Regions from separate parts of the Homo sapiens genome. Here region 2 is linked to region 1. The links are chromatin contacts, found by Hi-C or POLR2A ChIA-PET in ENCODE. All regions are on one chromosome and are shown on one strand. Each heading gives the region's core, a stretch centred on a gene start or an enhancer-like site at or near the end of the contact. The rest is flanking DNA. Distances are from core to core; before and after follow the strand shown. Region 1 holds the start of LINC02917 (long intergenic non-protein coding RNA 2917). Region 2 overlaps MBNL1 (muscleblind like splicing regulator 1).

Region 1 (6,914 bases), core at 2,971-5,470:
TTGAAAAGCTTTATCTTGACTGGTTTGTCAGTGTAAGCACCTTCTCATCTCAAGGTTTTTTGCACAAAGACTTTAATTGGTTAAGCCAATTTGTAGTTGTAACTACAAATACCCACTTTGCAGCAAGAGCTGAATCACAAATCACTTTTAAACATTATTTTCTAATCATAGAAAATGGATTGGGGAGACAGAGAGGGAAAAAACAGATACGTAATCTGTTTGAAGTGACTTAAATTAACTCTTCCTTTGAGCCAGAGGGCTATCTCTGAGCTTTCCACAGCCACAAACCATTTCCTAAAGATATTCTTCTTATGAGTAGCCAGTTTTATGAATAGAATGGGGAGTTGCACAGTAGCGATAGAGGTATAAGTGGGAGGATTTGTGAATCTAATTCTCTAGACTCTGTTGAGGTGGGGAAGCTTGACTAAATGGTGGATGACCTTTGGCACAAGACAGTCATTTGCTAGGAATGAACACAGACTACCTTTATGGGAAAGAGAATAGAGTATGACAAATTTCAGCCAAGTTCAATGTCAGAGATGAGAGAACAAAGATGGATCTAGCATTAAGTGGTTAGGACAGCAGGAGAATTAAACTAGAGGGCCAGAAACAGGTGTTTAGCAAATACAAGGCTGGAATTGTGGCTGAAATTCCAGACCAAAGGCAATATAGCCTATCTTCCTCCTTCCTGCCCTTCTTTCTCTCCCTTCTTTTCTTTATTTTTTCTGAAGACAGGCACAAACAAGACCTTTCTGAAGTCTTATAACTGATGGTAGCTGAAAACAACCAAGGGTATCAGAAGTACAGTGTTCATTTTACCAGCCAAACTTCTTCCTGTCAGTTATCTCAAAATCCAGCTTACCGCTTGTATTAGTCCACATTCACACTGCTATAAAAAACTACTTGAGACTGGATAATTTATAAAGAAAAAAAGTTTAACTGGTTCACAGTTTCACATGTCTCTGGAGGCCTCAAGAAACTTACAATCATATCAGAAGGCAAAGGGGAAGCAAAGCAGGTCTTACATGGCAGCAGGAGAGAGAGAAAGAGAGAAGTTCCACATTTTTAAACCATCAGATCTTGTGAGAACTCATTCACTATCACGAGAATAGCATGGGGGAGACCATCCCCATGAGCCAATCACCTCCCACCAGGTCCTTCCCTCCACATGTGGGGGTTACTATTGGAGATGAGATTTGGGTGGGGTCACAGAGCCAGACCATATCACTGCTGTAGAAAATGATTTTCATTCACAGTTCACCTTTGAGATGTCTTTTGGGAAGAATAGAAATGTAATTTTTTTTTTTTGAGACTGTCTCCCTCTGTCACCAAGCTGGAGTGCAGTGGCATGATCTCAGCTTACTGCAACCTCCACCCCTCAAGTTCAAGCGATTCTCGTGCCTCAACCTCTGGAGTAGCTGGTATTACAGGCATGTGCCACCACACCCAGCTAATTTTTGTGTTCTCAGTAGAGATGGTGTTTCACCATGTTGGCCAGGATGGTTTCCATCTCCTGACCTCATGATCTGCCCGCCTCGACCTCCTAAAGTGTTGGGATTACAGGCGTGAGCCACTGTGGCCGGCTGAAATATAAGGTATTTTCTCAAGCATATTTATTGCCCTCCATCTGTCATCAGGAATGTTTACTTTATGCAAAAATATGGCATTAGTGTGATTTTGACAGGGAATGGTACTCATTTTAAAGATTTGTTGACACAATAGATAATGAGAATCAAGTATTTTTATAAGTTATCTACAAAGCTATCTAATTTTTTAATAGAAGTAGTATTTTACTAAGTAAATTTATACTTCTAGCACTTGATAAATTAACAAATATATGTTTTAAATTTTCTAGGAAGAGCCTATTTACTGTCTACCAGTAAACAGTATCTAAAGGGACTTTGTTGGAGGGATACAACTATCTATATTTCCTCTTTTTTTCTTCTACCCTTCACTCCCTTTTCCCATTTCCTGTATTTTTGTGGCCTCAATTTCCTTTTGGCCAAATTGCTGATCAGTTAATTGGAATCTAACATTTTTTGACTATCTAATGTACAAACATGGTCTTATTTAATGTTCACAATTAGCACCCCAAACTTAAAAAAAAAACAGTCAGTCACTTGTTCAAAGTGACTTAATTGGTAAGAATGGTAGAGAATTTTTATTTTCACTGAAATAATCAGTCTTAAGAAAGTAAAAACCTATTGGACGACCATAATTCTGTACACTATCTCAAGTTGTTTTCAAAGGATCTGGGTAGGGGAAAGATAGGCAAGAGCTAAAATGAGAGCTGTTTTAGGCACAAACTGATTTAAATAAACTTATTCTGCCAATTTAACAGAGAATACAACATACTTGTGACATTTGCCTGGCATGTTTTAGAAACAACAAAGAAAAAAATAGTGTGTTTGAGCAGATGTAGAATATTGAGCATTCAGGGTGCTATGTAAGGACTAGAGAGGCAGTTTGAGGTTGTATGTTAAAGGACTTTTTAGACCAAGTAGAAGAGGCTAAAATGTGTCCCATTTGTATCAGAGAGCCAATGGAAACTTTTAAGATGCGGAGAGTCATGATCTGATTTGTTGAAAATAGAACTGATTATAGATCATCTGAAACTAATTTGGCATTAGTCAATATTTTGTTGAAGGGAAAATTCATCCTCTTATCCATAGAGTCCTTAAACTGTAGACATCTGTGTCTACTCTGCCCTCCTCCAATCACTGTCTATATCTTTGGTACCAAATCCTATCCAGTTTACTCTACATCATCTCTTGCAATTTTATTTTCCATTCTTTCCCTTATCCATGTCCAGATTCACACATCTTCTATTTGCTCATGCCTGGACTTTTGAAGCACATCATGTATTAGGGGGCCAGACACCAGCTTCTCTCCTTTTACCAATATATTCCTCATAGTGTTGGAATTATGGAATCTCTGCAAAGAATAAAGAAACATGCCAAATACTTCCTCTAGTTTCACCTGATAAGAACCATGCAATGCCTACTATTTGGTGTAATTAATTTTTTATTGTTTTGCTTGTGCAAATAACCTTTAGAACTAGAGAACTCCTGAAGCACAAAGTACTCTGTAATAAATGATAATCACCAAATGTTAGGGTAGAGGCTATCTAAGTGAGCATCTCCCCTGAGCCCCTGGGCTCTGAAAAGTTATCAGACAGATAGCCAGGCCGACCCTTGCCTTCACGCAGGGCAGAAAGGCCGAAGCAGCCTGATGGCAAGTGCCCTTATGGCACTTACCATGTCCAAGATAGAAGTTGTAAAATGGTGGCCAATGGGCTGAATTGGCTTAAAGCTATATATTTTTAAATGGCATCATTTAAATAAATATTTATAATTTGAGAGAATTCACATAAAAATTCACATTTATGCCTTCTGTTGAAAATACAGAAGATCTGTCCAAGCAAGATCAGAAATCAGATGGGCCTATGTAGAGGAGGGGCACAATCTTGAAAAGGTGCCACCTTTTACTGTTTCCACATCATATTTGTGACTTCTATTCCTTAACACTCTGGGCCTGGGGGAAGAGGAGGGAGAGAAGATGGGGAGTACCGAGAGTGCCTGGGATTGAATTTCCTGTCATCCCAATGGGAAGATGTCTCAGAGTTAGAATTACACTTTTAAATCGTGATCGTAAAAGAAAATGAAATTTCTTGAACCCACGAGTGTATAGATTTGTATCAGCTAGGTGTAATGTCAATAATTTATTGGTTGAGTTTTAAAACAACCCCTCAGTTTCTTCCTATTTCTTATTTTCTCATCCTTTTAAGAATAGAGAGCATCAGATATATCCATAGACACAGTGAAGAATGAGCAGGTAATAGATAAGGAAATGGGTGGTCTTCAATATAGAAGTTCCAAGCAGCAAATTAAGTTGGGGAATGTTATGGGTAGAAAACCAAGGAAAGAAAAAAATAAGTTTATAGGCAAATTAGATTAACAGACTATTCCTGTTGTGACGAGAAGTTAATAAGAACTGAGAGCAAGAGCTTTTGCCTCTTCAGATATTTAAAGACAACCAGAAAACATCACAGCCTAGGGCTGGAGAGCATATAAAAGATAAGTTTAGAGAAGTCCTCAAACCGATAAAATAACAACTTACTTCCCCAAATATGCTAAGGGTGTTTGTCTGTGGTTAGTCAAACCATTAAAATGGGGAAGGAGGAGGGGTCAGAATTTTCTCTTCTAGGTTCAGAAGAGCCACATTTTGCCGTTCCGACTCTAAAGCAACTACATTTCTCTACAGAGCACAGAACTGTATGTAAATTCATCCATTGTAAATCTAATCTGCAAACATGTATTAGATCAGTATTTGGAGACAGAGAAGCCAACTGGTTCTTAACATTACATTGTATAGCTTCTATTAACATGTATCTCAGGGACTCATTTGGGTGATATTTGCATTGCCTAGGCTGTGGACAAACCACCAGGTAGCCTGAAAAGGACTTACTCTAGGGAAGAAACAGTGTGAAAAATAGTGTGGGGGTATACTTGTTGAAGTGTGAGTGAGGGAGGATAGTGGAGGAAAGGAGAAAGGAGGCATTGGTAGACTCATTTAAGACAAAAAATGGGCATTTCGGTTTCTTAAAAGCCACTTTTTTTTCAATTTAAAACTGTTTTGGGACTAAAGCCTCAGCCATATAAATTATTCTTACCAGGAAAAAAATTCTCTGAAGGAAAAAAAAAGCTAAACATGTATCTTGGCAAGGGGTTTCATATTTGAATTTAAATTTAAAGATAAATTTGTTTTTAAGAAAGCATAAAAAAGCAATTTCAGAAAAAAATCAGAAAAGCTTAGTTTTCTTTTTATTAAAAAAGAAACACAGAGAAATAAATTGATTTAGTTTCTTGTTATGTTCCCTTGGATATGACATAAATTGAAAATTGTAATTAGAAAAGAAATGAAAAATAATTCAATAAAGCTTTCACAATTATTCCTGAAAGAGCCATAAATGCAGTATATAATGACATAATACAGTAGTCAAGATAGTCATTGTTTAAGGTGAACTGAAATGTGCATTATTACATCAACAAAAAGATCCCACAGCTGACACTAATCTTTAGCGTTCTGCCAAAGTGGCATTTTATCCAAACTTTCTGTATTGACCTCACAATTCCACATACATACCTGTAATTCAAAACTTACTCATTTTTTCAAAACATGTGTAATCTGTATATGCAGATATGTGTACTTCAAAGGGTTAAGCTACCCAAGCCATAGTCAATGAATCACTTTTAAAAAGAGCAATAACTCACTGTAAGAATCACGTAATTTCTTACTGTAGGTGTGCTTTAACTAACTTTCACACACTCATGTTTGCTTTAAAGAATTCAGAATTTATGAAATAAATGACACAGTTTTTAAAAATCTTTTGAAGCCAGCAACTGGAAAAATAAGTGAATTATTTCAAAGATATTATTACTATACTTGAAAATATCATTTCAAAAATCCTAGTTCTTATTAGGGAGTAAAAAATGGACTACTGCATTTCAACCTAAAGCTACGTTTTAAAATGCTCCATATCTTTGTATGCAATATATTTTCTAAATGTAAGTAATTAGCTGTCTGTTCTTGAAATAATTTTTGGTTAAACAAAAGTTTCAACTCCTATAAGGCATAGTTAATAGCATGGTAATTACAACATTTTTATAATAACTTACAATCTTCTGAGATGTTTCACAATTCCTTCAGTTAGGGCTGGCAAATATGATTTCTGTTACTATTCTATTTTAGCTTTTCAGTAAGTGCCAGCAAGAGAAATTATATTCCTTTCCTTTTATGGCTTTCTGTGAGGCCCTGACTTGTAGAGAAGGCATTTGTGAGGTTGCTAACATTAAAGTTAATGTTAAACAGCTTATATTTTAACTAGAGATACTTCGCAGTTGGGATATATGCACATTTTGATTCTTTGCCACAGATGTAGTTGAAAATAGTAAATACTTTCTTCTCATTTATTTATTTTTACTCCTGAAATCAGGTGGCCTCTTAAAAATCTTCAGAAAAGTCAGCTCGTTTGAAAAGGAGACCAGGAAATATTGATTGATATAAAAATGAAAGTTCAAGCAGTCGACACTTTTTGTTTTAAATAATGTAGAAGCTAAAAAATAAAATAAATTCACTTTGCCAAAATGCAAGGCATTTTAGGCTCTTATGAAGAAAAAAGTGAATACTAACATGATACTCAGCAAACTGGTTAAAAAAAAGTGGGAAGGGAAGGTTTTTGTTAGAGGACATGTTAGTTTGCTATTAAAAAATATTACTATTCCAAGAAGTCTGGCTAATGCCAGAGACTCTTCATCAGCAAAATAAGAGAAGCATGCTGAGCCTCAAACATATTTCTACACATTTCTTGAAAAAGTCTGAGCAATCTTTAAAACAGGAGTGAAGAGGAGAAAGCCATACCAGTCCTAGTGGTGTCTGAAGTGTCCTCTGGTGATCTCTACCACACTTTGACCACACCTCCATCCCCAGCTGTGTACACATAACAAAGGTTATCAATAAATAATGTATTCATCTACTGGATTGCAGTGAAAGCCCCGATTACTTTTCTCCTATGTTTGGACTAAAGGTATTGGCTTTCTTCAGATATAACCAAGGAATATGAAATGCATTTAGGGAAAAGATCAAAAAGTACATGGAGGCCTGGCTAGTAAGAAGGAATATTATAATTTGCCTTCATATGATAACACTGTAACTGCTTAAGTACTCCTCAAAAATAACTTTTCATGGTATGTCTTTACTGATCCACTAAGAACTCTTACAGTATTAAATATTTTACACTATCAAAATTCTGGAGAATGCATCCTTTCCTATGTAACCCTCTATTTGATAAGATAAAAGAATTTTGCCATTCATTGTGCCTTACACAAATGGTTTATCTTATCAAAACAAATAGT
Region 2 (6,914 bases), core at 1,732-4,231, 180 kb before region 1:
GATTTTAACATCTAATGTCTAATTTAGATGAAAGAAAGCAGTTGTTAAGAAAGAGGAGAGTGATTTTTTGAAATCAAAGAACTAAAATATTACAAAGTATCTGAGAGTACCAGTCCTTCCTTTCTCTATACCCTGTGGGCATTTTCCCCACTCTCAGAGAGGATTAAAGAAGTACCTTATTTACTTAAGGAAACAATGGCTCTCAAAGATTTAATGTAAGAGAGGCCTCAATACAAGAAGAAATATTTTTTTAAAAGGCATATTTTTTAAAAATCTCAAACTTCATTTAAAAACATGCACCTTAAGCCATTTGTCTTTCAAATTACAGCAAAGATGCAAATCACATCTCAAAACTAAGTATCGCTACCAAATGGAAAGGGTTCTTTTCCTGAGATTTCTACTAGGGATGTATAATCTCTCTTGTGTTACACAAAAAGTATAAATAATTCTGAAAATTACACCATAGCTATTTGACCTGCTTTTCATGCTTAAAGAATAAATAATAATTATCTGAATAAGCTTTACGGGAACATTTCCATTGAGGAATCAAATCTGCAAGCAATACTCAAACAACTGGCCCACTCAGGACCACAGCCTATCTAATGGTACAAAGTTTGGAAATAGAAACTCCGGACAGCATAGGTTTATAAAAGTGAACATTTCAAAGCAACACAAAAAGAATGTCTGTTTTATCAGGCAAGAATGTTCTCTGCAAATTAAGATTTCAAAGTTTTAAAATCAAAAGTTGGAAAACAAACATCATATAAAACCTGCACCTGCTAGTGAATGCTGGAAATGACCTGCTTAAGTGCCTGTCTGACTTGGTCACTAACCAGCACTGTGACAGGCTGCCTAAAAGGATGTTAAATATGCTCACTGCAATCTATTTGTCATGTAGTTTCTTTTTCTAAGATATGTTGTTCTATAGTATTGTCATTAAACCCACATCTGAAGTTTGATGGTTTTTAAATGGCAATCAAGTGTGATTTTTTACAAATGTAACTTCTAAAAACCAATTTGAATTTAGTTTGAATATTTTTCAAACTGCATACATTTTATTTTCAATTATCTTTCTGTAACTCTCTAGTCAGGCAAAAACCCAGAAGCAGCAACTTCTGAGGATAAAGGGTTATTTTATATGCCAAAAAATTTAATGCCCTGATAACATGGATAAAAAGCCTAACTATTGGTGGCTACTCCAATCGTTATGCTTTTCCTCTAGGAAAAAGAAACACATTTCCTCTAGGCAGTTTGGTACATTCTGCCTCCATGGATCACCCTTCCCAAAGTGTAACTTTCCTTAAAAATAAAACATTACAAACTTCTGTTGTACACTAAGCATATGAAGTCTATAATAATTCAAATATAAATCATTTACATTTTACATTTTGAAAAGTAACATTAAAATGTTTGTTACTTCATTACCCAAATAACGAATACACATTGCAAAGCCAAATTCTCATTTAACCTGAATAAATAATATATCTAATAGGTAATAAATCTAAAACTCCCTTTAATGGTATGAATTTATTTAGGTGCCATGAGTACAATATAGATCTGCTAATGTCCATTACATAGAACAGGGATTTGAGGTGAGGGAAGATGAAATTAATTTCTCTTCATCACAGATTAAAGACGTACCCTTCCACATTAATCATTTTTGCTAGGTGTTATTTTTCCAACATGGCAGCAACATAGTTTTCAAGGTAAAAGGATCCTGAAATGTATCATAACATGTCCATTCTGAAAAGTATTCATCTATCACCTCAGCATGAATACAACGCACAGCTGCCCAGATGATTCTACAAAAACAACTCTGGAGGGATCACTTGGGAAAAAGCTCCATGGAAGCTATTCCACAGGCATAAGAAACCTTTGTTGATTTTGTTACAATGACTCCTTTACACCAGCTCATCTAGTCTAATATAATGTATTCCACACTCATGGAACAGTAATTCTCTAATTCTCTATAACCAAGGTTTTCATATCTTTGTTGTTTCCAGAATACCCTTGGGCTCTGTACAATGCATATAAACAGCTCTTAAACTGTGGTGAGGCATGACACAAACACCTCTGTATGCTACAGACTCACTCTCCAGAAAACTGTACACGTGAAATTACATAACATTTCAGGGCTTTTGAATATCCTCAAAACTCAAATATAGACTCCTCATGGGTTTGGTGGACTTTGTAAGAATCCCAATTTTAAGGTGGAATTCTAAGTTCTACCCATTGCAGTAGCTGCTACAGACTACAGGAAATAAGGCTCCACTAAGCAGCCAAGAGCAAGGCAGTTTGCACAAAACCATTCTCTGTAAGTATTCGGATAAGTTTTAGTAGGTAATGAAAGGAGACTATAGAAAACGCATGGTAAACTTGTGTCAAAACAAAAGCCTGATGCTACCTTATGAGACAGCCTTTATCTCATGGGCTCCTTGAGTCCAAAGACGGAATCAGGCAGGTCTTCCTTTCTCCTGGTTTTGAGCTGGAAGAAAAATCTCACTACCTCTCAAGTGAGAATCATTCCTCAAGAGATGTGACTGGCAGACATGGAAAAACCCCAATAAGTACGGAGTGATATACAAGATAAAGTAGCATTATAGAACCAGAATGTTAAAGCAAAATATAAAACGAAGTTGAATAAAATGCTAAAGATAACAAAAACTGGATTTAAAAGGTGAGGAAAAACAAGGAAAAGATAGCCCCTGCTAGGGCAACCAGTGTAAAAAGAAAAGATAATGGAACAGAAAGAAACCTATTCAACTCCTTTTTATATTCTGCCACTGAGGACAAATATCTTCAAACTGGAAAAGTATTAAAGACAAATGTATGTTGCATTAATTGCCTGGGATACATATTCAGAAGCATTCTTGGAAATAAGTGCTATCATAATGAAAAGAGCCTCTAGGGAAGCACATTGTTCTCACTGATTTTTTAAGTTTCATTTTCTTTTTCACGCTTCAAATTACTTGAAGCTTTAGGGAAGGGGCAGGAAAGTCCTGCTTCCATTATCTATTTTTTCTTGCTAACACAACGTATGAATTCTCCAGCTTTTGTCCCTTTAAAAAAAATGTTATGCAACCTAACATATTATGGCGAGGAACACGGATTCTATCACAGAGTCAAAATGTACTCTTATATTTATTATTTTACATTACGATTTTAGGAAAGAAAAATATTTTCTTTGCTTTAATAAATAAATCATTGTCTGAGTGGCATTTAGCTTAACTACTGTGTAAGACAAACAGGATCAGAGTGGTCAGCTAGTTTTCCATTTGGCTTTTTCCACTGCCAAGTGGGTTTAAAGGAAAACTATTTCATACTTATATTTGCTTACTTGGTTGAATATTACCACCTCTGCTTACTAAACAAGTCTAAATATACCTTTCTAGGGGTAACTAAAGAGTATGTTACGCCTACTTAGTTACACTAAGTTTGTTTCTAAATCAATTGAGAAAGACGCCAAACACCTACTATGTCCCCAGCCTCAAAAATTTGTTCCCTGCACTGAAGCAGGTTAATATGTCAAAAGAACAGTTGAAAAACTGAAGTATAGGTTAATCAAGCAATTATTTGACATCTAATAGCTAAACCCTTCAAATTCTTTGGCTGATTTAATCAGTTTGAAAGTAAGTTAAGCATTTCAGAGAACAAACCATAGCCTTTTCTCACTCTAAGTTACAAAGCTAAACTAGATAACATTTTTTAATCAGAAAAATTAAAAACAAACATTTCATAGAAACAGGTGTGGAAATTAACATGTGAATGAAAAGAATTATTGGCATGTTAAATTAAGAACAATTTTCATAGAAATATGAATATAGAAATATAAAATAAAATTTTGCTAACTATAGAATTACTAGATAATTACCAAAATGAGTTTTTTAACAAATGATTTTCCAGGAAACGACACAGACACATTTATCTATTCTGCTTTAATATTCCAAAAAGTAACCAAAATGTATTCACATTTTTATGTTGTTTTAAAATTTAAAATATTTTAACTGTAAATAGGAATTTTTCTTTACAGAATAGTGTGCACTTATGGACAGCGTTTGTTTTTACTTTTTTTTGTTTGTTTGTTTGTTTTTAGCAAGTAAGGACACATACTAGCTCAATATGCCATGGGCTTTTTCTACTCCTGCCTGAAGTATATAGACAGAAGTCTAATAAGGAAAGCTATAAACTGCTGCTACCTTTACATATAGCCATATTTGTACACATTTCCCCAAATCCAGATGTGTTCATATTACAATCCAGTCTTTGTTACAAGTAACTTTGAATGTAGTCAGAGTTTAGAGCTGCCTTTTATATAAATGAAATGTAGATATACAACTTGTTATAATGAAAACATCTATTATAAAATCTTAGTTTGAGAAAAGATGCATGGTTGTTGCCATTTGGATTTGTCTAAAAACAAGATAATTTGATGAAGCAAAGCCAGTTTATCTTATTGCTGCCCCTCCTTCTGTTTTATTAACTGTGTGTTTCTCAAATATTAAGGTATAAGAACTTGCTATTAACAAAAACAAAACATAACAAAAATTAAAAGATATTCTAACTTAGAATTGGCTTGTGAATAGTTCGATTATTCAGAGTCTGTGTGTGTAGTGCCACAAAAATGTGAATATTCACAAGGAAAAATATTAACTCAGTGCTTAGAAAAATGTGTAGTGGCATCCACACACATTTGAAATACGTAATCAGAAGTGCCTTTTTTAAAAAAAAAACTCAATATAGGAAATGTTTAAAGTTGTGTTAAAGTACATAATGTGAAAATGCAGTAACTCCCACATAAAGGGCTAAATATAATGTATTAAGGTATCTGAAATATTACTCTTTTCAGCTCATACTCTGAGCTCAAAATACTCTGGACACATTTAGCCAAGGTTTTGAAGGTAAGGATAATGAAGCAAAAGCTGTAAAACCTCTTTCAATACCTCTTTAGGGGCTTACATCTAGTAATCAATTAACAATTGGAAAGTTTTTCCATTCATGCTGTTTCCCTGTCGATTCCCCTTTTCTTCTCATTCTCTCCATTCTATCTGGCTCAATGCCCGTTTAGACCTTACCATAAACTTTGAGTTTAGATACAAGGAAACAGATTTGAGCAATTTGGAAGATAAGGAGCGTGTCAAATTCTCAAAATACTCCACTTTCTTTCTCTAATCACTCAGACACTGTATTTTAGGTATTCAATATGTTCTACAACTGTTAATGTTAAATTCTGTGGGCATTTCCTACTTTTAGACTTTATGATGCATCTTCAAACTTCAAATCTGTAACAAAAGGAGACTTTCCAAATACAGAGAACCTAACAGTAAGTGACGAATAGGGAAGGAAAATTTCTTCATCACAAGGTTATACAACCTGTTATGTACTACTGAGCAATGGTATAAAAATCTTCATATCTAGCAATCTTTAAGAAGATCTTTGAGGTTTAGAATTAATATTAATTTATCTGGGCTAGGAATAGCAGTCTTGTGGTTCTAGGTTCTGTTTTACTTTTAGAAATTATATCTACTTAGTAAGTATTTAATTGCCTTATAGTATAAACATCCTATATAAATAGCCTCCATCTATCCCAAGGAAATTAGTCTATCTCATTCCAATGGAGCAGAGGCGGAAAAGCTTAACCTATCTTCTGACTCATTGTTCATCTGAATCTTTAACTAAAGGGAAAAAAAATGCAAAATAAGACAAATTTTAAAACTTCTCAAAAACAAAACAAAACCCTACTGCAACCTCATGATTCTACAACAATATTTGCAGCAATTATTAAATGTAGATGTCATTTAGAAAATTTTTGAGATTCTGCCTGTGTAATGCCAAACAAAAACATATCAATATTCAGAAGGAGAAAGTATTACGTCAGTGCTTATAAGAACGTGTAGTGACATGCACACGCATCTGAAATGCATAAACAGAAGTGCTTTAATTTAATGAAGACAATTCTGAACAATTTGGAAAGGTCCCCAAGAAAGGAAAATATATTTTTCCAAAAATATAACTCATAGTCAAAATAGTTCCAAAGAAAGGCTAAAATAGTTTTAATATTTAAACCTGTAAGAAAAGCTGTACACCTCCATAGGTGGTTTCTATTCCAAGGGAAAATGCTGTAATCACCAAATATTAATGATCATTGGTTGACAGAAAACTCTGATAATATTTTTCAGAAATAGCCACATTAAAAGCAGAGAGCTAAATATATAGGAGTTCCTGCTTCAGTGTAGAGTCTATCAATTTGCCAAGAGAAACCCAAGGGTAATTATCAAAAATGTCAGTGGTGACTTTATATGACAAATTTTTAATTAATTTCCATTGCTTCTAATCTAGTTTGAGATTATTTGTTAATGTTAAACATGCAGGATGACCCTTTTACAAATCAAAATATAGTTGATAGAGTATTCAGTCTACTACAAACATACATTTTAAACTTCAGGCCAGGCATGGTGGCTCATACCTGTAATCTTACCACTTTGGGAGGTCAAGGAGGGGGACTCACTTAAGCCCAGGAGTGTGAGACCAGCCTGAGCAACATAGTGACACCTGATCTCTAAAAAAATGCAATTATCAGCCAGGCATGGTGGCATGTGCCTGTAGTTGCAGGTACTTGAGAGCCTGAGATAGGAGGTTTGCTTGAGCCTGATGGGTTGAGGCTGCGGTGAGCCATGATTGCACCATTGTATCCCACCCTGGGCAGCAGGGCAAGACCTTGTCTCTAAATATAAAATAAATAAATAACATAAGGATAAAAAGTAAAACTCCTGTTTCAATAATGATGCAAAATAGTATCTTGGGTATGATTTCTTGATATTATTGGAATTGTAAAAAGCCTTGGAAGATTTCAAAGAGAAAATCTTTCAAAGGAAAAAGTAATGATATAAGTACATTTAAAAAGATTTTTGCAAAAA

What was found. Hi-C counts contacts between places; a loop is a spot of excess contacts on that map. ChIA-PET counts read pairs that join two places held with the same protein, here RNA polymerase II (POLR2A). Pooled maps may share reads with other maps.
Region 2: a loop to region 1 is called in a map with no recorded cell type, with 8 times the contacts of the local background. The contact joins the enhancer-like site here to the promoter of LINC02917 in region 1. A Hi-C loop is called at or near these places in 3 of 168 maps with a recorded cell type or tissue (B cell, GM12878 and OCI-LY7), 34 of 37 single-sample maps with no recorded cell type and 9 of 50 pooled maps. POLR2A ChIA-PET finds 5 or more read pairs at or near these places in 7 of 52 experiments (GM12878, K562, T-cell and 3 more).

What each region holds. Positions count from the first base shown.
Region 1 is chr3:152,202,733-152,209,646 of GRCh38, reverse strand. LINC02917 (long intergenic non-protein coding RNA 2917) reads left to right here and starts at 4,220. Exons shown (of 3, transcript NR_186000.1): 1 at 4,220-4,274. It overlaps LOC101928166 (a long non-coding RNA gene), which reads left to right and starts at 4,218. Exons shown (of 3, transcript NR_136178.1): 1 at 4,218-4,274. RefSeq lists a silencer at 6,373-6,667.
Region 2 is chr3:152,378,543-152,385,456 of GRCh38, reverse strand. All of the region lies in intron 2 of MBNL1 (muscleblind like splicing regulator 1), which reads right to left. Among named protein-coding and RNA genes, the nearest start is that of MBNL1-AS1, 110 kb to the right of the region's middle. Within about 2 kb of position 2,981, at least 4 of the 41 ENCODE cell types and tissues checked have a DNase peak (open chromatin) inside an H3K27ac peak, as active enhancers do; they include B cell, where a contact is called at or near this core.